3 separate regions of the Homo sapiens genome follow, and all the other regions are linked to region 2. Evidence: read pairs that join two places in POLR2A ChIA-PET (ENCODE). Cell type or tissue: Panc1. All regions are shown on one strand. Links, peaks and the distances in the headings refer to the core of each region. The heading gives the core; the rest is flanking DNA.

The links. Peaks named below come from ENCODE experiments on the same cell type or tissue, not always from the same donor. Only the 100,000 strongest peaks of a DNase experiment are listed, where the experiment ranks them.
Region 1: POLR2A ChIA-PET joins it to region 2 with 5 read pairs; 3 of 35 experiments call an interaction of 5 or more read pairs at or near these places.
Region 3: POLR2A ChIA-PET joins it to region 2 with 7 read pairs; 3 of 35 experiments call an interaction of 5 or more read pairs at or near these places.

The regions. Positions count from the first base shown.
Region 1 is chr18:25,989,928-26,000,277 of GRCh38, reverse strand. No RefSeq gene overlaps it. Among named protein-coding and RNA genes, the nearest start is that of SS18, 96 kb to the left of the region's middle. In Panc1, for the core only: no CTCF peak of the experiment used is centred there; no DNase peak of the experiment used is centred there.
Region 2 is chr18:26,067,274-26,077,623 of GRCh38, reverse strand. The region is part of intron 3 of SS18 (SS18 subunit of BAF chromatin remodeling complex); the gene reads left to right. Among named protein-coding and RNA genes, the nearest start is that of SS18, 18 kb to the left of the region's middle. In Panc1, for the core only: no CTCF peak of the experiment used is centred there; no DNase peak of the experiment used is centred there; H3K27ac peaks cover 2,633 bases.
Region 3 is chr18:26,195,255-26,205,604 of GRCh38, reverse strand. It overlaps the pseudogene NPM1P2. Among named protein-coding and RNA genes, the nearest start is that of TAF4B, 26 kb to the left of the region's middle. In Panc1, for the core only: no CTCF peak of the experiment used is centred there; no DNase peak of the experiment used is centred there.

The DNA.
Region 1 (10,350 bases), core at 2,622-7,621, 78 kb after region 2:
AATCCTCCTGCCTCAGCCTCCCTAAGTGCTGGGATTACAGTTGTGAGCCACAATGCCTGGCCCATATTACTCTTTCTACTATATATAAGTGTCCACTGCTACTTGCTAGACCTGAGTCTCTTGCTGCCCTTCTGTTTTGTTTAAATCTTTAGTTTCCTCTGTTATTTTAAAAAATAAATTTCAAAGCAGAGTATATCTGTTATTTATACTGTTAAATATATTTAAATATGTGTAAAGAATATAATTCATTTCACCTTTTACCCCTGAGCTAATCAGCAGTAATGGAATGGTGTGTATCCTTCCAGAGTTGTTTCTGGGCTCACACAGATGTAAATATTACATTGTGTTTATTTTTTAAATGATTTAGTGCTGCTATGTGCGTTACATACTACTCTAAAACTTCCTTTTAAACAACTTTATTGGTGTATACTTTACATATCATAAAATTCACACATTTTAAGTGTACTGCTCAATGAATTTTACTAAATTCATAGAATTGGGTAGCTGTCATCACCAATCCAATCTTAGAACACTTCCACCAGTCCAAGACATTTCCTCATGCCCATTTGTATGCAAAACCTGTCCCCATCCCTGGCTCCAGCAACCACAAATCTGTTTTTTGTTGCTATATAGTTTTGCCTTTTCTAGAAATTTCATTTAACTGAAGTCATACAGTATGTAAACATTTGTTTCTGAATTTTTCACTTGGCATGATGATTTTGAGATTGATCTATGTCGTGTGTAATGGTTTTCCCCTTTTTAGTGCTGAGTAATATTTCATTGTATGGACATACCCCATTTTTCTTCTCCATTTATCAGCTGATAAACATTTGTATTGTTTCCAGTTTTAGGCTATTATGAATAATGCTGCTATGAACATTTGTTTACAAATTCTTTTGTGTGTCCATACGTTTTCATTTCTAGGAGTGAATAGGAGTAAATATCTAGGAGTAGAATTTTGGATTTTTTGGTAAAAGTTTTTAATAAACTTCCGGCCATTTGCAAATATTTTAGAGGGAAGGTGTAGGGTTCAAGTTTGATGACCCCATGAGACAGCTAATTTAGAATTGCTTATAGTCAATTGGGAATCTAAGTACAGAATCAAAGAGATAGGATGGGCTGGAGCTATAGGATCTCATAAAACACAGGGGTAACATTTGACGCCATGGGAGAGGATGATATCACCAGGGGAGTTCCTGAAATATAAGGAGGACTGAAACCTTGAAGATGTAAACACTTGGAGGGAGTGGGTAGATAAAGAAGAACTAGTCAGACAATGTGAGAAATCAAGAGATAGAAAACCAGGAGAAATTGTGTCACAGAAACTAAGGAAAGAAAATTCAATGTGGTAAATGTGCGGCTGTGTCCAATTCTGGTCCTGAGAATTTTACTGCTGGCTATTTTCTGCCCTTGATCTCCACATCCAGACATATGATGATACCCCCAACATTTATGCAGAGGTCACCTAGCCCTCTGGCAAAACTCTCTTAAGCATGATACCTTACAAAATTTCCAGGCTGAGGTTCCTATTAGAGGTAGTACAGTAAGTCCTCAAATGTAGCCCTGGACTCTGTGTCTATGGAGTGTACTCTGTGCCACTTCAGCCTGTCTCTCATCTGTACACTTTTTTTTTTTTTCTGGCATGAGTCAGACATCAGTCTACTGTGTCTCCCAAGCCCCAGAAACTTCAGATGATTCCAAGGTGGTTCTGAATGGCATCCTGGACTTGAAGTAAGTGAAATGCACATGGAGTTATCATACACAGCCCCTGAAAACTCTTCAGAGAAATTCCCATTTTGATATGACTTTAATTTTACTCTTTTTATGCCCTTCAGATGGGGGTTAGGAGGAAAGTCTTGGCAAACCCTGTCTAGGTGGGCTGGCACCTCATGTGGAGTGTGTTTTGGGTCTCAGCCTACAGTAAGATTGAAAGGTCCCACTTTTTGATTTCCAAGCATTCCAGAACACTCATTAAAAGTGAATTCTCAGAAAACGTTGAATGAATAACAAGTGATCCCATAAATGACTGCATAATTTCCATTCCTGGTCATCATCTCTTGGTTTTCTTTTACCCTCTGACCACTCCCTCTTTCTCAATCACTCTTCTCCACTGGCTTCTGGACCACCTTGTCTCCTGGCTGCACTTCTACCTCTCCATCTGCTATTTCTCATCTCTTGCTCACTTCCTACTGCCTGCCCTTTAAATGTTGGTATCCCTCGCGCCTGTAATCCCAGCACTTTGGGAGGCCGAGGCGGGTGGATCACGAGATCCGGAGTTCGAGACCAGCCTGGGCAACATGGTGAAACCCCGTCTCTACTAAAAATAAAAACTTAGCCGGGCGTGGTGGCGGGCGCCTGTAATCCCAGCTACTCGGGAGGCTGAGGCAGGAGAATCACTTGAAACTGGAAGGCGGAGATTGCAGTTAGCCGAGATCACGCCACTGCATTCCAGCCTGGACGACAGAGCGAAACTCTGTCTCCAAAAAAAAAAAAAAATATATATATATATAGGTATTCTCCAGGTTTCATCCTTAGCTGCTTTCTCTTACCTTCTTACTAAATATATTCTCCCAGGAGGAATTTCATCTATATCCCTGGTTAGACTGCTACCTGTACGCTTAATGTCCCAGCCTACACCTCTCCACTTCACCTTAAACCAATAGTGTGTGTTGCACCATCTCATGAGAGCCAATCGTTAAAATTTCAAGAATTTTATAAGCCAGTTGCTAAACCCAGACATTATTAAAATTGTGTAAATTTACAATGAAATAAAGTATATTAAAGACAAAAGTAATAAATACTTAAAACTCATTATTTTCTAGTTTGCTACATTTCTGTATTATCAATGCTGTTGAGATTATGTATGTCTATTGCATCTGTATGATAGAAAGAATATTTAATGGTATACTACCACACATCATTTCCAGCTTTGCATTTAGTGATGTTACGTTGGTCACTTGAAAACTGCCACAGTGGGAATATTTACACCATGGAAATTGGGAAATGCTACAAATTGGAGCTTCATTTATTATTTCTGTTGATTGTCTAGACTTCAGAAAATGATCAAGAAAATGTTGACAGAAGCACAAAGTAGTGGGGAAGATCAGAGGACAGTGAAGCATTTTATCAGAGTCAAGGAGGAGAATTTCTATGGCTTCACATAAAGGAGGCAACATTTGAATTGGCTCTTGAAGGGACAGTGGAAAAAAAATTCTCACTGGGGGAATATGGAAGGGAATGAAAAAAGTGCATGAAAGCAGTCTGGTTAGGGATCTGTGGTTTAGAAATATGGTAAACCCTGTAACAAGACACCCACAATAAGTGAAGTTAGATAGAGGGATTGGTATTGGCTGTTGTCCTCATTCAGCCTCCATTCTTAAACAGGGGCAGGCTGAGTTTCTTATACTGGGGGTAGAGGGGTGAGAATGGTTTGGGGTGGAGCCTGGCCTGGGAAGGGGCAGGTAACCCCCCTCTTTGGAAGTGGGAAGGCAAAGGGTGTGTTGCCACATCCCAGTAGCCTTCTAGACTTAGAAGACTTCTAGATACTGGTTTTCTAGATACTAAGTCTTCTAGACTTAGCATCTGTTTCATGCTATGAAATGGATACTGATTAACCAGGATATAAGGATATAACTGGAATTGTTGGTACTTTCTTTGACGTCCCAGCCAGGCACAGAGCCCAGAATTGTCTCTATTGATATTTAAACCAGAATAGACACAACCACTAGTAGACAAACCAAACCACAGCTAAACTACATTTGATCTGGCACCTGACCCAGAACTACCAGTGGATAGCTGTTGTAGGCTCCCCAACATTTTGTTTACTTTACAATGACACATTTTACCCAAATATTTTGGTTTCTGCATATGTGGGATTTTGGCAGAACTTTTTTTTTTTTTTTTTTTTTTTTGAGATGGAGTCTCGCTCTGTCTCCCAGGCTGGAATGCAGTGGCGTGATCTTGGCTCACTGCAAGCTCTGCCTGCTGGGTTCACACCATTTTCCCGCCTCAGCCTCTGGAGTAGCTGGGACTACAGGCACCCATTTTGGCACGGTTTTATTGTGTTTAGATGGTATGAAGGACAGAGGAAGTGAAAACAGTTGAAAGGATTTTTTTAGTTGAAAAAGTATTATAAAAGTAATACACATGCTTTACAAATAATCCAAATAATACAGAAGTGCATAAAAAAAAAAAACAGAAGTAACGATTACCTCCACACTACTAAAGCAACCCTTTCCCCCAAGAGATTATTATTGTGAATAGGTTGGTATATAGCTTTTCATACATACATATGCACATATAGAACGTACATATAATATATGAAAATATACACACAAATTTATGTATGTATGGCAGGATGGAGTAGCTCATGCCTGTAATCCCAGCACTTTGGGAAGCTAAAGCAGGAGGATCTCTTGGGCCCAGGAGTTTGAGACCAATCTGGGCAACATGGCAAAAACGATCTCTACAAAAAATACACAAATTAGCTGGGTGTGGTGGTGCATGCCTCTAGTCCCAGTTACCCAGGAGGCTGAGGAGGGAGGATCACTTGAACTCTGGAGTTCGAGGCAGCAGTGAGCTGGGATCATGCCCACTGTATTCCAGCCTGGGTGACAGGGTGAGATCTTGTCTCAAACAAACAAATTATATATACTATTACAGTTTTTAATCTGCTACTCTTCAGTCAATAATACATCTTGGGTTTTTAACATGATTAGATAAATAGTTTTGCCTTTTTTCATAGCTGCCGAATATTCCATGGTATGGAAGGAAGTACCATTACTTATTTACCAAATTTCCCATTGATGAGGATTTAGGTAGATTCTGCTTTTTTATTATTGTGAATAATGCAACAATGAACATTGCATATATACTTCTTTTTACACTTAGCTAATTATTTCAGATAAACTCTCAGAAGTAGAATTACTGTATCACAGGATGTGATATTTTCACATATCAGCTAGCTAACTTTTATATACATCACCAGATTGCTTTCAAAAAACTTGTATAAACTTACTTCTTAGCCAACAGTGTTAAAGTATGTTTCTTTACCAAAATGGAACAGTACTGATATTTTTATCTGATTGGTTAAAGTTATATCTTAAGAAGCCATTTTTAATATTTCTGGTGATAAAGAGGAATACTTGCATGGGGACAGTTGATATTGCAGATGGAAAAGATTCTCTGGGTAATTGAGCTTAAAAGTGTGTCTTTAACTCTTTTGAGAGTTACCTCTTCTGAGAGCCTTTAACTCTTCTGAGAGCCTGTTGTGAGTTTCATTGGGTTAATGAAGATGGAATATAAATCTAGGGGCTGCTGCCTCCACTCTTCATTTAGTTTGAAATGCTCCCAAAATTCATGTAGTGGAATTAGTCTCTAAGGATGGAAGCAGTAACATGGTAGAACCCTTCTTAAGAATGTACTTGTAATTTGCAGAAATAACACTTTCAAAACCTTTCAGTGTATGGGGAATGCATCTCACGGGATCTAATCTCTCCCTATTATAGAACCATTATAAAGTTCTTTAAGTTTAAAAAGAAAAATGCCTTAGTTGTTTTTTTGTTTTGGTTTGGTTTGGTTTTTTTGATGGAACCTTGCTCTGTTACCCAGGCAGAAGTGCAGTGGTGTGATCTTGGCTCACTGCAACCTTTGCCTCCTGGGTTCAAACGATTCTCCTGCCTCAGCCTCTCTAGTAGCTGGAACTACAGATGCATGCCACCATGCCCGGCTAACATTTTGTAGTTTTAGTAGAGATGGGGTTTCATCGTGTTGACCAGACTGGTCTCGAACTCCCTACCTCAAGTTGATCTGTCCACCTTGGCCACCCAAAGTGCTGGAATTACAGGCATGAGCCACTGTGCCTGGCTGCTGTAGATTTTTTAAGCAGTTATAACAAAATAAGTTAGTGTCAGCCATTAGAATTATTATATGCACAAGGGAAAATACACACTTAGATGAAAAGGAAATTGGAAACATCATCATTACAACGAATAGTTTGTTAAAAGTGTGTGTCTCTGTATTCAGGTCCATTTCGATCTCTGACTGGACCATTTTTTCAGAGCTGTACTGATATGTAACTTTGAAACAAAATGTGGTTGATTGAATTCTCAGTTCTTTACCCTTGTTGGATCCTCACGACATGGATGGAGTATACTTCCATGCTCATGACTTTGGGCTTGTCCATAGTCCTTTCTTTGGCTAACAGAATTGGGTGAAAATTCTAGTTTTGAGCCTAGACCCATGATGTGAGCATGCCTGGCTAGCCCACTAGTCCAAGGAGGATGAAAGACACATAGAGCAGACACAGTCTTTGTGAAGCAAAATCACCTGTCTGATTCATAGAACCATGAAAACAAGTGCTTCTTGTGTGCCACTGGTTTTGGTGGCACAAAACCAGTGTTTTGCTTGTTATGCAGCATTGTTTTTGGCAATAGCTAACTAATACACAATTTTTTTTGTAGTTCTCAGTGTTCCTACAAATTTTCCACTGATTTTTCTTATTTTATTTTTTTGAGACAGTCTCACTGTGTCACCCAGGCTGGAGTGCAGTGGTGCAATCTCGGCTCACTGCGACCTCCGCCTCCCAGGTTCAAGCAATTCTCCTGCCTCAGCCCCTTGAGTAGCTGGGATTACAGGCATGTGTGGTGGCCGGGCTAATTTTTGTATTTTAAGTTGCGACAGGGTTTCGCAATGTTGGCCAGGCTAGCCTTGAACTCCTGACCTTAAGTGATCTGCCCTCCTCAGCCTCCCAAAGCATTGGGATTACAGGCATGAGCCACTGTACCTGGCCACCACTGATTTTTAAATTTGACATACCCACTTCTAATATGTTTTGTATTTAATGCTATGGTTTTTATTTTGTATAAGGATTTCTTGGTCTCATCAGAGCCCAAAAGAAAATTCATCCAACTTTGTTCTCACATATGCTGGTAAAAACAAGAAAGCAAGTTTGATTTTATTTTCCTCAAATCTCTATTTAAGTGTAAATAAACTTTGCCACTCTTTTAAAATTCTGTGCCAGGGTGATGACGATGAGAAATGGATACTGAAGTTCATAAAATGTTTCCTCTTTGCATTCAGTTTTCAGAATTCTCCTTATGTCATGTAGGTCTGAAAGGTTAAAAATAACTCTACCTCCAGAGACTTCTTGGGCTATATTCTTCCTTGAATGGATTCTCTAAGCTTTTCCCACCCAAACTGGGTCATCATCCTTGCCTAATTTTAAAATCTCCCAGATCCAGTGCTCTATAAAAATCAATGAGATCCTTCCCACCAGATAATCCCAGCAGCCACACATTATATTCTCTGGTCTGATTCTGCATGAGTTTGATTTTATATGCTGTATTGTAATAATTTATTAACTTGATAAAATCTGCTGACTCCTCATGGAAAATATTCTGTTTATATTTTATATTTCCTGCTGCTTTCTTTCCATAGCCTTTATTGTGGAGTATTTACATGAGAATAGGGCCTTTGTTTTTTAAAAGTTCATTTGTGCCTGCTGTTTCTTGTCTCCCCTGAAGTCACAGCCCTGTGTTTGTGACATACGTCGTGCTTTTCATATTGAATGCACTCAATGAACCCTAAATAGCTAATTTTCCCATCATGTCTGAGTTATCTAGGTTAGTTGAATTAGCCCTATTTTCCAGGTAGGGCAACCTAAAGAGATAGAGAAGGTGGTCATTTGAGGACATCTGAGTCCAAGTAAAGAGCCCTTGCATCTCTTGTACTAGATGAAGCCGTTCTCCTTGGTTACAGTTCATTCTGCTGGGTTATGATCATGTATATTATGTTAAGCTTACTCTTCCTCTGCAATATTGCTGAAGAAAAGGGAAAGGAAAGATGCACAATGTATGATGAAACTTCACTAATAAATAGTTACTACTACTATTTCTCAGGGTAGTGGTTTCTGAAAAACCTGTTGCGAAAGTGGAGGCAGTGGCTCTACGTAATACCATGTGTGCATGAACCAAGGGGTGAGTTCCAACTTTGAGCTCTCCTTGTCTACATGTTGTCTATACCTGGACCAGAACTTTGGGGTCAATTGGCAGATAACAAATTGAATCATTAAAAGAAAATCCAGTGTATTCATATTAGCCATTAAACTAGCTCGATTTATTCAGATTCTATTGATATGTTCACAGATTTAAGGATTTGCTTACTGATTTGTGATCAACAGCAGTGATGATTAAAACAAAATGTAAACAAATCTATGGAGCAGTTTTAATACTCAATTTGTTTCTGCAGAGAAAGATAAGTCATGCAGTTCTTTTTTTTTTTTTTTTTTTTTTTTGATATAGAGTCTTGTCCTGTTGCCTAGGCTGGAGTGCAGTGGCGCCATCTCAAGTCACTGCAACCTCTGCCTCTCAGGTTCAGGCAATTCTCTTGCCTCAGCCTCCTGAGTAGCTGGGATTACAGGCACACACCATCACGCCCGCTTAAGTTTTGTATTTTTAGTAGAGACGGGGTTTCACCATGTTGGCAAAGCTGGTCTCAAACTCCTGGCCTCCCGCCTCGGCCTCCCAGAGTGTTGGGATTGCAGGTGTGAGCCACTGCATCCAGCTGAGTCATGAAGTTCTTCTAAATCAACAGTAAGAGTGTCCCATGCATTCCTGCCCTCTGGGACATCCTCAACTTTCTATTCTTCTCCTCCCGACCCCCATAGATTACTATTAAAATCCTTCAAGGCTCTTCTCAATTGCAACAACCTCTATCTCTCAACCCATCTTTTTCTTTTGAATCCACATTGTATTTTGAATGAAGCTCTCTAATATAAGTGATCACAGCCTACTGTCTTAGCCTCCTGCTAGATTATATACTTCTTGGGGGCAACGACAATAATTAATTCATCTTGATATTCTCTGAAGGCCTAGGCTTCCAGAGGTATTCTTCTATTCTTTCTATTTGAATAGTGTTCAATTCAGTGCTAAAGTAATGAAATGTGATATTTTAAAATATATATGTCCTCTTTCCCCAGTTGGGTTAGACTTGGATAGAGAATCTAGTCTCAGGGTAAATCCATGAGGAAGACCGAATGTTAACTGTTACTAGGAGCATATCCAAACCAAATCCAGGATGACAGTTTTGGTGAATTTCATAATTTTGTAGCATCCTTGTAATACAGATTCCAAAACCTTGTAGTTCCAAATTTCCAAAGGATCATGTTACCTTGGTAGGAAACCAGGGACGACTGTAAATGGAAGCTCTGCTAAGTGTCATCTATTAAAAAAAAAATGGGACATAAATAGGGGGAGAGCATGTTTGTTATCATATGTACCAAGAATTAATTCCACTGTTATTCACTAACCTTTAGGAATCTGAAAATAATATGCCTGTTGGCTATTTATGTTAGAACAGATGTAAAATTAATCGGTCTAGCTAACAGTACTAGGTCTGCCTGATGGGTGAAAGACTTTAAAATAGTTCTCTCAAAACAGGAATCATAAAAAAGTCCTCCAAATCACATTATTAGTAGGCCAAAATATTGTCATTGTGTCATGTCTATTCATGTTTCCCCCTCTTGTGAATCATTTTTACCTTCTTCCGGGAAACAAAGGATCGTTTTCTCTGAATACCTCGCCCTTCCTGGAAGGCAGTTTTCTTGCCCACTGTTATCAGTGCCTTTGGTCAGAACAGTAAGTCTAATCTGAGCAGCCGGGTATTAGGCTGCTCTTCCTGGTACTGGGATCCTCTGTACCCGGCAAGACTGGGCAGCAGGGGCTAGCCCTGTTGGAGTCCGGAGAAGGCAGGGTGCACCCTGTTTGCCATGGTATTTGAAGCGACGTGCCCCCTAATTCTCTTTCTGCCTCGCTTGCCATTTTGCTGCTAACATAAAGATGGAAATGAATATTTTATTAAATATTCTATTTCTACATTGATTCTGAACCTTGAGTCACATAGGAAAGTTATCGATTAAATTTTTAGATGAGAATGACACCTATAACCCATAAAAGTGGATTAAGGTAAGCCAAGAGCTTTATACCTTAAAAAACGATGTAAACAGCATTTGACTTTGAAGGAGAGAACCTCCGCTTGAGCCCCGGCTTCAACATTTCCTGAATAATCCCACCCAGTTGCCAGTAAATATAAATCTTGGACGCGTGAACAGTTCTATTGTTTCATGGCTATTATCCAGAACCTTCCTTGCTTAGTGAACGCCCACTTGCTGCCAAGCATTGTATTTTTCTGTCTTGTCCCTCTCTTAACTCCCAACATTGTTTAGAATATAGATTCACACTCACTTCACTGCAATTCAGACTTACTTCCCTCTGACCCTCTTTTAGCTCAGTTATCCAGCCCAGCACCAACCCCTGGTGACCCAGCACCCAAGAGCCTGTAACATGAGAGTTA
Region 2 (10,350 bases), core at 2,066-7,065:
AATGTTTTACACGTGATCTTAGCCAAAAGGCCGAGCAGCGATTAAAAACTCTAAATTTTTAAACAGTTGTTTGCCTCAGAATCCAAACAAGGTACACGTAGTGCATTGGTTGATATGTGTCTTAGTCTCTTTTAATCTGTATCATTTTATCTTTTTAAATCTTCATTTATTTGTTAAAGGAACTGGGTCATATATTGTGTAGAATTTTTAACATTCTGCATTTGGCTAATTGTATTCTCATGGTCCTTTAACGTGTTCCTTTGTTTCTCTTATTTCATGTAAACTGGTAATTAGAGAGGCTTAATTAGTGAGGTTTAGATTTTTGGTAAGAGTATTTTGTTGGCGGTGCTTTGTATTTCCCATAATATCAGATCAGGAAGAACATGTTTGGTTGTTCCATTTTTAGTAATGTTAAGATTGATCAATGGGTATACTTGATACCAGCCTGATCAATCCATTATAAAGTTCCCTGTCTACCTATCACTTAATGGTTTTAATGGTCATTGATGCTTGTGGACCAGATCCTGTATTTCACTTTGGGATCACAGAATGGTGAATTTCTAATTCTATAATCCCTCTTGCATTTATTAGCTGTAATTATTTTAAAAAGATAAACTTCCTTTCATTAAATATTTGGTTATCCTGAAACTAGAGAGTCCCCATAGGAAAGTCATGATAAATGCTTGATTCTGTCCCTTTATCAATTTTCAGAATGAGTTGGTCTCTAGCAACCTGTGTAGGTTACCATTTTAATATTTTTGTTTTTATTATCTGAATTTAATACATTTTTGGATTTTTAATGTTTAAATCCCTTGCAGTCATTCTTTGTTATGTTGAAATTTTGTTTCTCTGATCAATGGAAGCCTCTTCATTTGGCTCCTGTGTTCCTCTGACATGACTCAAGTATTTCATAGCTTCTTTGTTTTTGTGATTTGCTGTATGCTACTTTATATAAAACATATAACAATGTAATGGTACCAAAACTAACACTAACAATAAGATGCTTGTCCCTAAGATACATCCCACTGGGGATATTTTAATCAGTATATTTAGTTTTGAAGTTGAAATAGTTCTTCATGTGGCAGTTGTCATCAACTTGACTACCAGCTAGGTAGAATTTATTTTCGTGAATAATGTGAGGAATAGGTTCAGTTTCATTTGTTTCCATGTGGATGGTTTTTTGTCCCATTATTATTTCTTGGAAAAACAAGATATTTTGTCATGCAATCTATGTTGTATCAGGTGTCCGTTTATATGTGGGTCTGTGTCTGATCTGTTTATATCGTTTCCTTGGTCTGTTTTTATGAATTCCACTCTCTTGTTATACTTAATCTTATTCCTTTTTTTTTTTTCCAAGAATATCTTGGCTGTTGGTTCTTTGCATTTCCATATACACTTAAACATCAGTATGTCAGGTTATATACACATATACGTAATCCTGTAGGGATTTTCATTCAGATTACCTTGACTGTAAATCAATTTGGGAAGACTTGATATCTTTACAAAATTGAGTTTTCCAAATCGTGAGCATTGCATATATTTTCATTTATTTAGTTCTTTAATGTCTGTCAATGAAGTTTTATGATTTTTCCCTGTAGATGGTTTGCACATCTCTCATTGGGCTTATTGCTAGATATTTAATACTTTATATTTTTTGAGGCCATTTTAAATCGAATCTTTGTCTTTTAAGTTTTATTTTCTAGCTGCATTTGCTGTTTACATGGAAATGCAATTAATTTGAATCTCACATTCTTGTTCAGCTCTTGCTTCTGAGTTTTTCTGTAGATGCTTTCAGTTTTCTGTATTCATGATCATATCATTTGTGAATAATCAGTTTTGTTTCTTTCTTGTCAATCCTTACACCTTTTATTTCTTTTTCTTGCCTTACTTCTCTGGCTATGACCTCCATTACATTCCTGAATAGAAGTGGTGATAGAGGACATCCTTGTCTTGTTCCTGATCTCAAAGGGAAAGCTTTCACTGTTTGACCATTAAGTATGATGTTTGCTGTAGTGTTTCATAGATAACTTGTCAGATTAAGGAAGCTCCTTTCTGTTTCTGATGTGCTAAGTAAAAATTTATATGTTGAATGGATGTTAAATTTTATCAAGTACTTTTATTGCATCGAATGAGATGATTATAAGACTTTTTCTTCTTTAATCTGTTAATGTGGTAAAATATACTGATATACTTTTAATGCTCAGTCAGTCTTGCATTCTTGTAATTAACCTACTTGTTGATGACCCACTTGGTCATGATGTTTTTAAAGAAATTGCGATATTCAGTTTGTTAAAATTTTGGTTAGGATTTTTGCATCTTTGTTTGTGAGTGTGATTGACCTGTAATTTTTCTTTCTTATAATGCCTTCGTCTGGTTTTTATTTTGAGGCTATGCTAGCTTTATAAAAGGAGCTGGAGAATTTTCTACTTTTTCTTATCCAGAAGAATTTACATAATATTTCTATTTCTTTGTTAAATGATTGGTACAATTCTTTAGAAAAGCCATCTGAATCTGAAGTTTTCTTTGCAAGGAAGTTTTTATTTACTTACTTCTTTAATTGTTATAGGACAATTTCTATATTTTATAAATTGCCTATTTTGGTAAGTTGTGGTTTTTAGCATTTTAATAAATTTGAACATTAATTAGCATGAAAATAAAGTAAAAGCTCTTGAAATAATCTTATTTTCCTAATGTCAACACTGTCTGTAGTGATAATTTTCTTTTTAATGTCATTATTTGTGACTTCTGCTTTGAAATATTTTTTGATCATTCTTGCCAGATGTTTATTATGGGTTTTTTAAGTCTTTTCAAAGAATCAACTTTTGGTTTTGATTGTGCTCTGTTGCAGCATTTTTCAAACCTTTTGGTCTCAGAACCCTGTTACATTCTTAAAAATTACTGAGGACTTAAAAGAACTTGATGTAGGTTATATTGTTAATATAAATTATAAATTTTTCTCAGTTGTGAAATTAAAACAAATCTAAAAAATTTGTTAAAAATAATAAACTTATTGCATGTTAATATAAATAACATTCTTTAAAGGAAAAATAACTATCTTTGTGAGATGAATGGCATCATGTTACGTTTTTGCAAGTTTCTGTTAAATGTCTGGCTTAATAGAAGACACTATATTTTCACATCTACTTCTGCATTCAGTCTATTGTAGTATCTTGTTTCGGTTGTAGCAGAAAATGCAGTCTCACACAGACATGTAGTTAGAAAGGGGAAGAATATTTTAATAGCCTTTTCAGATTTTTGGGGATAACCTTGTTTGATATTACAGCAGAACTCAGTAAGTTTTTTTTTTTTTTTAAGGTTAGTTGTGGTGTGGAATCTTAAATTGTATCATTACATTTTTCTTACTCTGGTACATTTAAGCCCATTGGTCTTTATTACACTTTGAATAGATTTTTACTCATGTATAATTTTATAACATCATGCTTTGGTGATTTGGAAAGTATAAGTTTACTGAGTTAAACAGTTCTTCCAAACATTAACATTTTTCTGTGTGATACCAAAGACTACATTGGTTAAAATCACCTCTAATCTCATCAGAAAAGTGCCTAAGTATGGGGATGCTGTCAAGCTCAAGGTCGTAGATAAGTTTGCACATTCCAAGTTCTTGCTTGGAAATTCAAATGTGATCTTGGCAACAAATGTTATTAGTTGATTTTCTTGCTCACTATGTTTGTTTTTGAGAAAATGTCTGCCAAATACCCATGCCTAGATAAATACAGTTAACAATTGTTCTTTCAAGTAAAAATGGTATTCAGTGAAAACGGTGCCTAGTTCAGCTGGCAACTCAATCACAAACTGCTTTTTCTTGATTATTTTACTTTGTGACAGATAATGTTTATTATTTTCCCATTTTGTCACTGAATATTTATTTACAAGACATGGAGAATTTACAAAATAATTTTTACTGCTTCATCAAGCACATTTTTAACTGAAACTATCTTTTTCTTTCTTCAACTGCAAGTGTGTGGCAGCCAGTAATACATTGACTAATAATAGTTTGATGTCATTGCCTTGATTCATAATGAGGTTCCAGCAATTATATCCACTATTGCTTTTGTACCATCATTATAAATGTGCACTTAGCATAAAAGGCAAACATCATCTTATGGAAATAGTTTTGCCCTTGGGCACCTCATGTATGTTTTTGTTTATGATTAATTTCTGATCTTTATGATTTTCTCCCTTTTACTTTCTTTTGGTATATTTTTTTCTGTTCTTCTGAGTTTTAGATGAATGCCTCTTTCATCAATTTTCACCTTTCTAAGGATGCATTTAAAATGGACATAAGTTTTCCTCTAATCATAGTTCTGATATGTAGTATATTCATATTTATTTAATTCCAAATATTTTCTAATTTTCATAATTATTTTTTAATGCATTGGTTGATAAAAATACATTTCTTAATTTCCAAACATGGATATTTTATTTTCTTGATTTCTGGCTTTATTGCATTGTGGTTAAATAACATTTTACGATTTGAGTTCTTTGGAATTCCTTGAGATTTGTTTCAAGGTCCAGCATATGGTCAGTTTTTACAGATGTTTCATGTGTATTTAAAAAAAATATGTATTGTTTAGCCACTGAGAGCAGAGTTCTATATATGTCTATTAGGTTAGGTCAAGTGTGTTAATCTTGTTTGAATCCTCTGTAGCCTTAATGATTGTTGTTTTTTTAGTCTTTCCAATGTTTTGTTTGTTTGTTCTATCGATTACTGAGAGATGTATGTTTAAAATGTACAAGTCAAATTGTGGACTGACTGATTTTCCTTTTAGCTCTTTTAAGGTTTTTTTTTTTTTTTTTTTTTTTTTTGAGACGGAGTCTCGCTCTGTTGCCCAGGCTGGAGTGCAGTGGTGTGATCTCGGCTCACTGCAAGCTCCTCCTCTTGGGTTCACACCATTCTTCTACTTCAGCCTCCCTAGTAGCTGGGACTACAGGCGCCCGCCACTACGCCTGGCTAATTTTTTGTATTTTTAACAGAGAAGGGGTTTCACCTTGTCAGCCAGGATGGTCTCGATCTCCTGACCTCGTGATCCGTCTGCCTTGGCCTCCCAAAGTGCTGCGCGCCGCCTGCAACATCATTGTGAATTATCCCTTCTTATCTTTAGTAATGCTTTTAAAGTCTACTTTATCTGATATTAGCATAGCTAAATAAGCTTTCTTTGGTGTTTGCATGGTATTATCCTCCTTTCTGTTTTCTTGTGTTAGAGATAACGATATTATGAGTAGGATGTAGATTTTTTTTTTTTTTTTTAACTCAGTCTAGCAATCAAAGTGCTGGGATTACAGGTGTGAGCCACTGTGCCCGGCCAATAATTAATTTGTTTTTTATTATTCCTTTTTTTTCTTTCTAGTTGGGAAATCTTACATATTTACTATTCTTTTAGTGGTTACTGTATAGATTATAATATACATCCCAATCAAAGGACCATAAAATACTTCATTTCTGTTCCTTCCCTCAATGACCTTTTCGTTGTTGTTGTAATGTATTTTAAGTCTCTATATGTTTCCACAAGTGGTTGTTATTACTGTCTTTTTTTTGAAGTCAGTGTTCATTAGATCATCCACATAGTTACTTACCATTTCTGATGCTTTCTGTTCCTCCTTTCATTTATGACCTTCTAGCTTAGATCACTTTTTTTTTCACCTCCTAAAGAACATTCCTTAGTATTTCCTTTAGCACTGCTTTGCTGGTGAGACATACCTTCAGTATTTTTGTTTTGTTTTGGTCTGGGTCTGAAAATGCCTTTATTTCACCATCATTCTTTTTTTTTTCCTCTGGAGACAGTGTTTCACTCCGTCACCCAGGCCAGAGCATAGGGGCATGATCATAGCTCACTGCAGCTTCGAACTTTTGGGCTCAAGAAATCTTCCTGCCATAGCCTCCTGAGAAGCTAGGACCACAGGCATACACCATCATGCCTGGCTGATTTTTGTATTTTTTGGAGAAATGGGGTCTTATATCGCCCGGGCTAGTCTTAAACTCCTGGCCTCGAGTGATTCTCCTGCCTTGGCCTCCCAAAGTTCTGGGATTGTAGGCATGAGCCACCACACCTGGCTCACCATGATTCTTAGAAGATATTTTCCAAGGACAGATACTAGGTTAGTTGTTGTTTACTTAGCACATTACATTTATCCTTGCGTTGTTTTCTGTCTTGTATCTATTGAAAATTCAGATATCAATGTAATTGTTGATATTTTGAACATAATCTGCTTATTTGACTGCATTTAAGAGTTTTGCTTTGTCTAGGATTTTTAGTGGTTTTAGTATGTTTAGGTGTGGATTTCTGTTTTCTTAAATTTATTTTTTCTCACACTGTAGTTAGATATTGGAAGATTTCTTTCTAATTATCTTGCTTGGTGCCTGTTGGGATTTCTGACATCTGTAGGTTCATGTCTTTCATCAGTTTTGGGAGTTTTCAGTCATTATCTCTTCAAGCAAATAATTCTTCCATAAGACTCCAGTTAAACTTAGACTAGACCTTGTAACTGTATCTTTATGTTTCTTAATCCCTTCAGACTTTTCCAACCATTTATCATTCTAAGTATATTTTTTTCTGACCAGTTTTCCAGTTCATTTTTCACTGGGCCTAATCTGTTATACCTATCCCTTGAGTTCCTAATATATATTTTTCTATTTCTAGAATTTCTATAAGTTCTTTTTTAGATCTGCTCTGGCATTTTAAAAATATTTTCTGCTCTTTGCTGAGAGGATGTTACTAACTATAGTTTGAGATACTTGAGTCTGAAAAAACTATTATGTTTTAGGATGATTTTACTTAAGTTTTCTAGAATGGGGTTTTTCACTTCATTTCAGTTGAATGGGGTGGGAATTAGAAATGTGTTCATAATTATATATAAGTTTAACTTTCAGTTTTTTCCCATGTCATCTCAAGAGAAGAATTATTTATTTATAGTTCTATTTCGTGTGTTTGGAACTGGCCAAGATCGAGCACTAGCTAGAATCTAAAAGTCAAGAATCTAAACACTGAGAATAAAAGGAGAAAAATAACTTCTAATGCCAGTGCACTAACACTTAGGCATTTTACTTCTTAGTTTCAGCCTTGTGTCTTTTTTCTTAATGCCAAAGCATTATAACTTTATAAGGGAACTACTCTTCACCTTACACATATTTTAACAGACTTGTTTTCTTAATTTTAAGCCAGGAGACAGCAAATAGCAAAAATGGGAGAAGTTGTTCTATAAGCAGACATATATACATGCAGTGTTACCTGACAGCCAAGATGGCATAGAAATAGACATAAAATTTATAAAAAGCTGACAATTCAAAATGTGCACTACTCTGGCTCCATTTAGTGTAGATAGATAGGGCCCTATCTTGGTAAACCTTGCAGGCATCATTTAAATGTTGGTTCTCAGTTGGTGTTTACTTTCTGAAACAACAAACTATTGACATACTTATTTTCATAATTAGGAACCATTTTTAATTTATTTTTATAGGTTTGTGGGTACAAGTGCAGTTTTGTTACGTGGATTTCTTGTGTGGTGGTGAAGGCTGAGCTTTTAGTGTACCCATTACCCCCAGTAAGGAACACTGTACCCAATAGGTCATTTTTCAATCCTCATCCCCTCCCCGCACCTAGGAACAATTTTACCAGTAGAAAGTGTGACTATTTTTTTGTGTATGCAGATTTTTCCTTCTCAAACATACTTTGAAGAAATGGCATTTCTATGTTTTAATTTCATATTAGTTACTGTTAATTTATTTTTTATCATCTGCTAGTATTAGCATATACAAAGTGGTAGGCACCATTTGTTTAGAAAAGAATTATGAGAGAACAATTTCATTCAAGAAAAGTTTTTATTCATTAATGTTTCTTTGAGAAAAACTTGGGGAGAAAATAGTTCTTTCTATTGTGGTAGTTCATTTTAAGGCTCACAGTCTGAAAATATTTCTGTATAATCAAACATTTTTAAGCTAGAAAGAACCTAGATAATCATATAGTCTAGTGTTTCTTAGCCTTGGCTACACATTAGAATTATGTGGAAAACTTTAAAAAACTTCCAGTAACTTAAATCGATCTGGGCTGAGGGCCCTGTCACAGTATTTCTTTCTTTTTCTTTTTTTTTTTTTTTTTTTACTTTGGTAGGTCTTTGTGGCAGACCTGTCACAGTATTTCAAAAGCTTCTTAGGTAATTCTAATGTACAGTTAAGTATAAAGAACCTTAAATTTATCTGCCTTTCAAATGGATTATCCAATGACATTTTGAGAATTTCAGAAAAATATTCTGAAAAAAATTCCTGTTCCTGTGGTGTCAGCTTCATTTGATACTGTTTAACATGAATGATTTTTATAATATGAGAAAGATAATACTTATTATATATTTTATTAGAATGCTGTAAAACAGTTCATGGTGTCCAACATGTAAAGGTACTCAGTGAATATTGGCGATGATGACGATAATAAAGATATAGGTACACATTGGAGGATATCAATGGAAAGGGGCATTAGATTCTGGAGTATTTGAAGTAGAACTAACAGGATTCAGTTACTGAGTAGATATAAAGTGTAGAAGAGAGTGTTTGGAGACTCAACTGATGGTGATGCCATCCACTAAGTTGAGTACATAAAAGCATGTCTTCATTTTAAAAGGCTGAAAGCTGATTGGAATTCCTTATCTTGTTTTTACTTAATTCATTGTGAGTACTGCGTTTGAAATATCCCCAGTTTAGCCAAATATACTTCGTGAATTTTAAATTTATTTAAATATATACTTAAAATTTTTGTAAGTATCTTTACAAAGATATCTGTACAAAAAATAAAAGTCTGACCTGTTAAATAAAAATTGATTGAGGCTATGTAGTCTTACATTTTATATATTGTTTGAAATTAAGTTGCATTTTTTTTGGTAACATCATATTTGACATTCTGAGCAGAGCCCTTGGGTAGCATGTGATTAGCTGTTTCTTCCACACGCTTTAGTAAAGATGATAATATTAGTCTTCAGGTTCAGCAACTGTCCTGGCAAAGCATCTGTTAAGGTACTTCTCTGACTAACATTTGGTCTTACAGAGTTTCCTTTTTACAGGTGTGATTCAAGTAAGGTGAAGGAACACATGCTTAGAGCTGTGGAACATTTTGAAGATTAGCAGGTTGTATTACATTTGTAACATTTACTAAATTTTTAGCATAGGTAACTTTGTTATGGTTAGAACACCAAGGACTACAAAAAGCCATACAAAAACCTACTGTCACTTCTGTCTTCTACCTGCTTTTTATGCAATAAAAGCCAATATAAATATATACCTTGCTGTTTTCTACACAAGTAGAACTTGCCGTGTACCCTGTTCTGTACCTTGTTTTTTAATTACAGTAAAAAAAAGAAAGCATCTATATTCTCATTTAAAGTTATAGAAATAACTTTTCTTAAAATTTCGTATTTTAATAATGTTTTCAGTGTTTGATAAACAGGATAATGTTGTCTTATTTCAGGGGTCCCCAAACCCTAGGCCATGGACTGATACGGGTCTGTGGCCTGTTAGGAACCGGGCTGCAAAGCAGGAGGTTAGCAGCAGGTGAGAGAGCATTACCGCCTGAGCTCTGCCTTCTTTCAGATCAGTGGCAGCATTAGATTCTCAGGAAGGTGAACCCTATTGTGAACTGTGCATGCAAGGGATCTAAGTTGCATGCTCCTTATGATAATCTAATGCCTGATGATCTGAGGTGGAACAGTTTTATCCCGAAATCATCCCTCGCCTGCCCCTCCCACCATCCGGCCACCATCAGTGGAAAAATTGCCTTCTACAAAATCAGTCCCTGGTGCCAAAAAGGTTGGGGACCACTGGTCTTTTTGGTAAGCATGATAATACTATTTTCTCCTTTGAAACTTATTCTTTAGCTTCCATGATAGTTATCTTTTTCTCTCTCTGGCTGCGCAGCTCGTCGTCTTTACCACGCCCATTAAATGCTGCTACTCCATTCTTGAACATTTTCTCGTTATATGCACTCTTCCTGGGAGATTTTATCCATACTCATGGATTCCTATATTCTTGACTTCAGGTGTTCCATCTAAACATTGATGGTTGCCAAATACAGATCTTTTTTATGAGTATGAGCCATGAATCCAGCTTCCAATAGACATACCCATTTGGACATTCCACAGGCCTCTCAAAACAATATGGACAAAACTCATTTCTCCTCAGTTCCCCCTCTGTTGTTCCCTGCTGTAAAAAGGGGGAAAAAGTTCACAGCCAGTATTTTCATATTTTCTGTCTCAAGCAAGTAGTATTAAAAACACTTAGTTCTCTTAGTCAGAAGCTTGGTGGTCATCTCAGAGTTCTTCCCTTTCTTTCACCTGCCATAGCTTGGTGTC
Region 3 (10,350 bases), core at 1,760-6,759, 130 kb before region 2:
CTGGCACTTTTTCTTCAGTTTCCTCATCATCAAAATCCTCTTCTTCCTCTTCCTCTTCCACCTCCTCCTCTTCCTCCTCATCCTCTTCCTCCTCCTCCTCTTCTTCTTCTCCTCCTTCTTCTTCTTTCTTCTTCCTTCTTTCCTCCTCCTCCTCTTTCTTCTTCCTCTTCAGCAGCAGCAAATTTTACTCTTTTTTGTGGAATCTTGCTTCCACCTCCAGGGCAGATTGCTTTCCAGATATACTTAAGAGTTTCACATCCTCCTCTTCTTCATCTTCTGACTCTGCATCTTCCTCCACAGATACTAAGTGCTGTCCACTAATATACACTGGCCCTGAACCACACTTCAACTGAAAGACCATGGCTGGGTTATTTCAAAGTCCATACTTCAACAGTAAGACCATGGAGGGGTGTTATTTCAAAGTCCACACTTCAACTGTAAGACCATGGAGGGGTGTTATTTCAAAGCTCCCAGGGGAAGCCGTTGGCTGTATATACACTTCAAGTTGCCGGTGTTACTTTAATGGGATTGCCTTCGAAATTCATTGCCTCAGGTTCAACAATGTGCAATTCAACCTTTGCACCAGCCCCGAAACTGACCATTCTTAAAGACAACTGGTGCTCATTTTCATCATTATCCACCTTAAAGTGATCACTTCGTCGGCCTTTAGTTCACAACTGAAAAGATAGTCCTGGGGCCTCAGGGGGCTTATGTCCATGTCCATCGAATTTCCCATGGGGTGGAGGCGTGCACTTAGTGGGGAGAGAAGATGGACAGAGATAAACGACTACTGCTCCAGAGAGCAGCTGCTCAGGATGGAATCACCTATTTGGGGAACTTTTCAAAACCTCTTTTCCTATTGTTTTCTCCATTATAAATAAATATAAGTGCTACAATAGATTAAAAAATAAATCTTCTTAGCCAGTAATTTCATATATTTTTTAAGTGAGAGGCATAAAGCAGCTGGCATCTGATTTTGAATTTTTATTTTTTTTAAGACGGAATCTTGCTCTGTCGCCCAGGCTGGAGTGTAGAGGCACAATCTTGGTTCACTGCAACCTCTGCCTCCTGGGTTCAAGCAATTCTCATGCCTCAGCCTCCCAAGTAGCTGGGATTACAGGCACCCACCACCACTCCTGGCTAATTTTTGTATTTTTAGTAGAGATGGGGTTTCACCATATTGGCCAGGTTGGTCTCAAACTCCTGACCTCAGGTGATCCACCCACCTTGGCCTCCAAAGTGCCAGGATTACAGGCGTGAGCCACCACACCCAGCCTGATTTTGAATTTTTTAAGTTTTAATCTAAATGAATGGTTTTCTGCTATTTATTCAATGAGTATCTATTAAGTGTCTACTATGTGCTAGGAGCTCTTCCAGGCACTGGCCATATACCAGTGAATAAAATGACATGGAACTTACAGTTGAAATGGGGGGAATAGTCAGTAAACACATGCATACATGTATTTCACAAACACATATTTCAGGTGTTATTAGGTATTGGGGATGCGAGGTCTATCTTATGTATTGTGGTCAGAAAAATCCTGTCTAATAAGGTGATATTTGTGCAACAAGTGAAAGAAAGTCATGCCAGTATGGGGTGAGGCAGAGTGATCCAAGCAGAGTAGACAGTGCCAAGGCCCTGGGGCAGGAGCATGCCTCAGGGAGCAGGGAACAGCAGGGAGGCCAGTGTGGCTGCAGCTGAGGGAGGGAGAGGAGGAATGGCAAGAGATAAACAAAGAGGTGTGTGTGTATCAAAGGGGTGGACAAGATCACAAAGGCCGAAGTACAGGCTGCATGTAGATTTATCCTAAATACTTAGCTAATGAGATCTAGTAAGTTTGCAGGTGATGCTAGTGCGTCCTTGGTATCATCCGGGAGCTTAACAGAAAAGACTATTGGATTACACTCCAGGTCTATAGAGTCAGAATCTGCATTTTAAACAAGATCCTCAGACATTTGTATATACATTAAAGTATAAAAAGCACTAGTTTAGATTATGTAAGTTAGCTTTCTTCTACAGAGAAATAGGAAGCCATAATTAGCATTTTTTCTTTTCTTTCTTTCTTTTTTTTTTTTTTGCCACAAGGTCTCACTCTGTCACCCAGGCAAGAGTGCAGTGGTATGATCTTGGCTCACTGCAACCTCCACCTCCCGGATTCAGGCGATTCTCCTGCCTCAGCCTCCTGAGTAGGTGGGATTACAGGCATGTGCCACCATGCCCAGCTAATTTTTATATTTTTAGTAGAGACGGGGTCTTGCCATGTTGCCAGCTGGTCTTGAACTCCTGACCTCAAGTGATCCGCCTGCCTTGGCCTCCCAAAGTGCTAGGATTACAGGCATGAGTCACATGCCCAGCCACTAAATTTGTTTTTAATTTTTATTTGAGACAAGTTCTCACTCTGTTGCCCAGGCTGGAGTGCAGTGGTGCAATCACAACTCACTGCAGCCTCAACCTCCCCGGGCTCAAGTGATCCTCCCACCTCATCCTCCCACCTCAGCTTCTCAAGTAGCTGGGACTACAGGTGCACTTCACCACACCCAGCTAATTTTTGTATTTTTTGTTGAGATAGGGTTTTGCCATGTTCCCCAGGCTGGTCTCAAACTCCTAGGCTCAGCAATTTGCCTGCTTTGGCCTCCCAAAGTGCTGGAATCACAGGCATGAGTCATCACGCTAGGCCAGCACTTTTTCTTAATTTTCAGATTAGAATGGATTTTTTGATTTTTGCAAAAACATCATTGGGATTTTGATAGGGGTGGTATTGAATCTACAGATTCAATACCTATGAACACAGAATGTCTTTCTGTGGGGAAAAGCAAGAGAGATCAGATTGTTACTGTGTCTGTGTAGAAAGAAGTAGACATAGGAGACTCCATTTTGTTCTGTACTAAGAAAAATTCTTCTGCCTTGAGATTCTGTTAATCTATGACCTTACGCCCAACCCCGTGCTCTCTGAAACATGTGCTGTGTCAAACTCAGGGTTAAATGGATTAAGGGCGGTGCAAGATGTGCTTTGTTAAACTGATGCTTGAAGGCAGCATGCTCCTTAAGAGTCATCACTGCTCCCTAATCTCAAGTACCCAGGGACACAAAAACTGTGGAAGGCTGCAGGGACCTCTGCCTAGGAAAGCCAGGTATTGTCCAAGGTTTCTCCCCATGTGATAGTCTGAAATATGGCCTCGTGGGAAGGGAAAGACCTGACCGTCCCCCAGCCCGACACCCATAAAGGGTCTGTGCTGAGGAGGATTAGTATAAGAGGAAGGCATGCCTCTTGCAGTTGAGACAAGAGGAAGGCATCTGTCTCCTGCCCGTCCCTGGGCAATGGAATGTCTTGGTAAAAACCCGATTGTACGTTCCATCTACTGAGATAGGGAAAAACCGCCTTAGGGCTGGAGGTGGGACATGCGGGCAGCAATACTGCTTTGTAAAGCGTTGAGATGTTTATGTGTATGCATATCTAAAAGCACAGCACTTGATTCTTTACCTTGTCTATGATGCAAAGACCTCTGTTCACGTGTTTGTCTGCTGACCCTCTCCCTACTGTTGTCTTGTGACCCTGACACATCCCCCTCTCAGAGAAACACCCACGAATGATCAATAAATACTAAGGGAACTCAGAGGCTGGCGGTATCCTCCATATGCTGAACGCTGGTTCCCTGGGCCCCCTTATTTCTTTCTCTATACTTTGTCTCTGTGTCTTTTTCTTTTCCAAGTCTCTCGTTCCACCTAACGAGAAACACCCACAGGTGTGGAGGGGCAACCCACCCCTTCATCTTTCTATTTATTTGTGGTTACTTTAATTTCTTTCAGCAATGTTTTGTATTTTTCAGTGGGTAAGTCTTTTGCTTCCTCGGTTAAGTTTATTCCTAAGTATTTTTTTATGCTATTATAAATGGAATTGCTTTTTTTTTTTTTTGACAGAATCTCTCTGTCACCCAGGCTGGAGTGCAGTGGCACAATCTAGGCTCACTGCAATCTCTGCCTCCCAGGTTCAAGTGATTCTCCTGCCTCAGCCTCCCAAGTAGGAATTGCTTTCTTAATTTCCTTTTTGGATTGGTCATCGTTAATGTATAGAAATGCAACTAATTTTTGCATGCTGATTTTGTATCCTGTCACTTTGCTGAATTTGTCTATTAGTACTAGAATTAATAAACAAATATCATCTGTAAATAATTTTACTTCCTACTTTCCAATTGGGATGTCTTTTATTTCTTTTCTTGCCTAATTACTTTGGCTAGAACTTACTATACTATTCATCATATACTATGACGAATAAAAGTGGCAAAAGCAGGCATCCTTTATTTTATAGGAAAAGTTTTTAGTTTTTCACCATTGAGTATGATGTTAGTTTTGGGCTTGCCAAAAATGTCCTTTATGATGTTGAGGAAGTTCCGTTCTCTCTTTAACTGACTGTTTTTGTTGTTGTTGTTGTTTGTTTGTTTTAAGTCACAATTGATCCTCCAAACTCTTTTCCTATCTGGTGGCTTAATACAGATAGACACAGAAATCTCATGAATGTTTGAAAATGGCAGAGCCACAGCAGAGCGCGATGGCTTATGCCTGTAATCCCAGCACTTTGGGAGGCCGAGGCAGGCAGATCACAAGGTCAGGAGATCGAGATCATCCTGGCTAACACAGTGAAACCGTGTCTCTACTAAAAATACAAAAAATTAGCCAGGCATGGTGGCGGGCACCTGTAGTACCAGCTATTCAGGAGGCTGAGGCAGGAGAATTGCTTGAACCCGGGAGGTGGGGGTTGCAGTGAGCCGAGATTGTGCCACTGCACTCCAGCCTGGGCAACAGAGCAAGACTCCATCTCAAAAAAAAAAAAAAAAGAAAAAAAAGAAAATGGCAGAGCCACAAAATGGAAGGGGAGCATTTCCTAGATTTTGGCTTAGAGGATTTCTCTCTACCAGCAATAGGATTTCATATTGAGAAATAAACTTCCATTGTGTAGGTTAATCTATTACAGTAGCTAGCATTACCTTAATACATAGGCAAAAGGGTAATTTCCCAAATAAATAAAAAGCTCCTACAAAGAAATGGATTTTTAAAAAAAGAAAAGAAAAAAGAAGCTCTTACAAATCAATAAGAAAAAAGACCAAAAACTCACAGGAAAATTAAACAAAGGATGTCAATCACTAACAGAAGGAGAATTCAAAGGCTTTCACACAAACATAAAGATGCTCAGCATCACCTATAGTAACAAAAATGAAAAGCAAAACCATATTGGGATTTTTTAATTTTTATTTTTGAGACAGAGATCTCATTCTGTCACCCGGGCTGCAGTGTAGTAATGAGATCTTGGCTCACTGCAGCCTTCATCTCTTGGGCTCAAGTGATCCTCCCACCTCAGCCTCTAAAGTAGGTGCTATGTGTCTGAATGCCTCCTGTTTCATTGTCAAATATTTGGTCTTCATCTCCCTTTCTGGGGTACAACTCCTAAAATCTTTGGAACCTCCACAGTGATATCTTTTTGTATGCTAATTATTAACTGATGGCTAGCAGCTCTTAGGCAGCTTCAGGATGGGAGCTGGTCACCAGAAAGACCTAGGCAGGATTAGAGGATCGGGACTTTCTGATCTACCACATGACCTCCAGGAAGGGGAGGGGGCTGAAGATTAAATTGATCACCAATGGCCAATCGTTTAATCAATCATGCCTATGTAATGAAGCCTCCATAAAAACCCAAAATAACAGGGTTTGGAGAGCTTCTGGGTAGCTGAACACATGGAGGTTCCTAGATGGTACACGCCCCTTCCCCCAGACCTCATCCTATGTGTCTCTCACTTTTTTTTTTTTTTTTGAGATGGAGTCCCGCTTTGTCATCCAGAGGAAGTGCAATCAATGGCACGATCTCTGCTCACTGCCGGGTTCAAGCGATTCTTCTGCCTCAGCCTCCCGAGTAGCTGAGATTACAGGTTCCCACCACCACGCCCAGCTAATTTTTGTATTCTTAGTAGAGACATGGTTGCATCATGTTGGTCAGGCTGGTCTCAAACTCCTGACCTCAGGTAATCCACCAGCCTCAGCCTCCCAAAGTGTTGGGATTACAGGAGTGATCCCCTGCACCCGGCCTTTTTTTTTTTTTGAGACAGTTTTGCTCTGTCGCCTAGGCTGGAGTGCAGTGGTGTGATCTCAGCTTACTGCAGCCTCGGCCTCCTGGGTTCAAGCGATTGTTGTGCCTCAGCATCCTCAGTAGCTGGGATTACAAGTGTGTGCTACCACACCCAGTTAATTTTTTGTATTTTCAGTAGAGATGGGGGTTTCCCTGTGTTGCCCAGGCTGGTCACCAACTCCTGACTTCAAGTGATCTGCCTGCCTCAGCCTCCCAAAGTGCTGGGATTACAGCTGTGAATCACTGTACCTAGCCCTCATCTTATGTATCTCTTCATCTGGTTATTTATCCTTTAAAATATACTTACATATACTTAAAATATACTTAGTAAAAAATCGGCAAATGTAAGGAAATGTTTCCCTGAGTTCTGTGAGCCACTCTAGCAAATTAATGGAACCCAAAGAGAGGGCTGCAGGAACCACAAACGACGGGTTGGTCAGAAGTTATGGAGGCCTGGACTTGCAACTGGTATCTGAATGGGGTGGGGGGCAGTCTTGGGAATTGAGCCCTTAACCTGTGGGATCTGACATTGTTTCCAGGTAGATAGTGTAGGAATGGAATTGCAGGATGCCTAACTGATGTTTGCTGTGGAATTGATTGCTTGATTGCTGGTGATGAGAAAATTCCCATATATTTGGGGATCACAAGGAGTCTTTTGTATTAACTGTTGTTGTGTTGTTGTGTGAGATAGTTTGCAAATTTCTGTAGGCTTACATATCTGGGAGCTGGATTGCTAGCTAAAAGGCACATACCTCTTTGACTTTGCTAGGTTTCACTCATATGCTGCCCAAAGCAGTTGTCTAGTCTACAATTCTAACAGCAGTAGATAAGAGTTCTTTTGGCTCCACATGCTCACAAACACTTTATACAGTCATTTTAATTTTTGTCAGTCTGATGGCTGTAAAAGAGTATCTCATCTTAGGTATAAATATACATTTCCTTTATTAGTCTGGTAGAACAACATTTAATATTTAATAGGATCCTTATAAGAGAAAATCATTTAGGTTTTTTCTTCTCCTGCCTTGGCCTCCAAACATGCTGGGATTACAGGTGTGAGCCACTGCACCTGGCCTTACCTATGCATTTAAAAGGATATTTGTTAGATCTTATCCAGCATTTCTATACCTGTAGTGAAAGTTTTTTCTACCTACTTAACCATAATCTAATGCTGGAAAGATGAGTTGTTAAGATAATTCCTAAAACCCAATATTTGTGATCATCTCACCTTGGGGATATGAGAGAGAAAAAACATAAAGTACTTGAGTATTGGGGATTTTTCTCTCAGTAAGATAAATAAAAGTAGCATTTTAAATAGGAATAATGTTTGAACTGTTAGAGGTGAACTGTTTACATGCATGATTCATTTTTCTGTTGTATGGTGTATTCCTTTCAATCAGCAGCTCTTTATAAATTCCAGACACACATCTTTTATCATTTATATGTATTACAAACATCTCCTATTTGTAGCCTGTCTTTTCACTTGTGTTATGGTCTCTTTTGATGTAGAAAAATTTACATTAATTTTCAGGTAGTTAAATTATCAATCTTTTCCTTAAGTATTGACACTTTTCATCTTGTCTAGACAATCTGTCCTTACCTCCAGGATCGTAAAGATATTTTTCTATATTGTCTTCTAAAGTTTTAAAGTTTAATTTTTTATATTTAGGTCTTTAATCTACCTGAAATTGATTTTTTAAAATAGTATTAAGTACAGGTTAAATTTTTTTTTTTTTTTTTGAGAGGGAGTCTCGCTCTGTAGCCCAGGCTGGAGTGCAGTGGCGCGGTCTCGGCTCACTGCAAGCTCCGCCTCCAGGGTTCACGCCATTCTCCTGCCTCAGCCCCCCAAATACCTGGGACTACAGGCGCCCGCCACCACGCCCAGCTAAATTTTTCGTATTTTTAGTAGAGACGGGGTTTCACCGCGTTAGCCAGGATGGTCTCGATCTCCTGACCTCATGATCTGCCCGCCTCGGTCTCCCAAAGTGCTGGGATTACATGCATCAGCCACCGCGCCCGGCCCTTTTCTTTCTTTCTTTCTTTCTTTTTTTTGAGACGGTCTCACTCTGTCGCCCAGGCTGGAGTGCAATGGCGCCATCTCGGCTCACTGCAACCTCCGCCTCCCAAGTTCAAGCGATTCCCCTGCCTCAGCCTTCCGAGTAGCTGGATTACAAGCACCTGCCACCAAGCCCAGCCAATTTTTGTAGTTTTAGTAGAGATGGGGTTTCGCCATGTTGGTCAGGCTGGTCTCGAACTCCTGACCTCAGGTGATCCGCCCGCCTACGCCTCCTAAAGTGCTGGGATTATAGGCATGAGCCACTGCACCTGGCCAGAGGTTCAATTTTCTTTCTTTTCAAATGAATAACCAGTCGTCCTATCATTGTGTATTGAAGAGCTTATCCTTTGCCCATTGATGCAATGCTAACTGCCATAAACCAAGTATCCAGTAAGCGTCTGGGTGTTTCTAGTCTCTATTATGCTTATTCCCTGTGCCAACACAACCGTATACACAGCAGAACCAGCATCTGCTCAGCTGCTTCTCTGATTTTCATAACTTTCTGTTTTCAGTCCCGGATTTCCCATCCCTTCTTGTGAGTTTACTTATGTACATATATATGTATGTACATCTGTATGTATTTACAATTTTTTTGAGACAGGGTGTCTCTCTGTTGCCCAGAACTGGAGTATAGTGGCAGGATCATGGCTCACTGCAGCCACTTCCTGGGCTCAAGTGATCCTCCTGTCTCAGCCTGCTAAGTAGCTGGAGCTACAGATGTGCACCACCACACCCAGCTAATTTTTAAATTTTTTGTGCAGATGGGAGTCTCACCATGTTGCCCAGGCTGGTCCCAAACTCCTGGCCTCAAGCGATCCTCTTGCCTTGGCCTCCCAAAGTGCTGGGATTACAGGTGTGAGCCACTGCACCTGGCCTTACCTATGCATTTAAAAGCATATTTGTTAGATGTTATCCAGCATTTCCATACCTATAGTGACAGATTTTTCTGTCTACCCACTTAACCGTAATCTAATGCTGGAAAGATAAGTTGTTTAGGTAATTCCTAAAATCAAGTATTTGTGATCATCTCACCGTGGTGACATGAGAGAGAAAAAACATAAAGCACTTGAATATTGGGGTTTTTTTCTCTCAATAAAATAAAAGTAACATTTCATTTAATTAATTAATTTATTTTTGAGACAGAGTCTCACTCTGTCGCCCAGGCTGGAGTGCAGTGGCACAATCTTGGCTCACTGCAACCTCTGCCTCCCGGGTTCAAGCAATTATCCTGCCTCAGCCTCCCGAGTAGCTGGGATTACAGGCACCCGCCACCGTGCCCAGCTAATTTTTTGAATTTTTAGTAGAGATGGGGTTTCACCATGTTGGCCAGGCTGGTCTTGAACTCCTGACCTCCGATGATCCACCTGTCTCAGTCTCCCAAAGTGCTGGATTACAGGTGTGAGCCACTGCACCCTATCTTATTTTATTTTATTTTTTTGAGACAGAGTCTCACTTTGTCACCCAGGCTGTAGTGCAGCGGCTCAATCTCGGTTCATTGCAACCTCCGCCTCCTGTGTTCAAGCAATTCTCCTGCCTCAGCTTCCTGAGTAGCTGGGACTACAGGCGTGCACCACCATGCCTGGCTGATTTTTTTGTATTTTTAGTAGAGATGAGGTTTCGCCATGTTGGTCAGGCTGGTCTTGAACTCCTGACCTCAAGCGATCCGCCCACCTCGGCCTCTCAAAGTGCTGGGATTATAGGCATGAGCCACTTTGCCTGGCCAGTAAAAGTAACTTTTTTTTTTTTTTGAGATGGAGTTTCTCTCATTGCCCAGACTGGAGTGCAGTGGTGCAATCTCAGCTCACTGCCACCTCTGCCTCCTGGGTTCAAGCGATTCTCCTGCCTCAGCCTCCTGAGTAGCTGGGATTACAGGCATGCGCCACCAGGTCTGGCTTTTTTTTTTTTTTTTTTTTTTGAGACGGAGTTTCACTCTTGTTGCCCAGGCTGGAGTGCAATGGCACGATCTTGGCTCACTGCAACCTCCGCCTCCCAGGTTCAAGCGATTCTCCTGCCTCACCCTCCCTAGTAGCTGGGATTACAGGTTTGTGCCACTACGCCCAGCTAATTTTGTATTTTTAGTAGAGACAGTAGAGAAGGGGTTTCTCCATATTGGTCAGGCTGGTCTCGAACTCCTGACCTCAGGTGATCCACCCGCCTCGGCCTCCCAAAGTGCTGGGATTA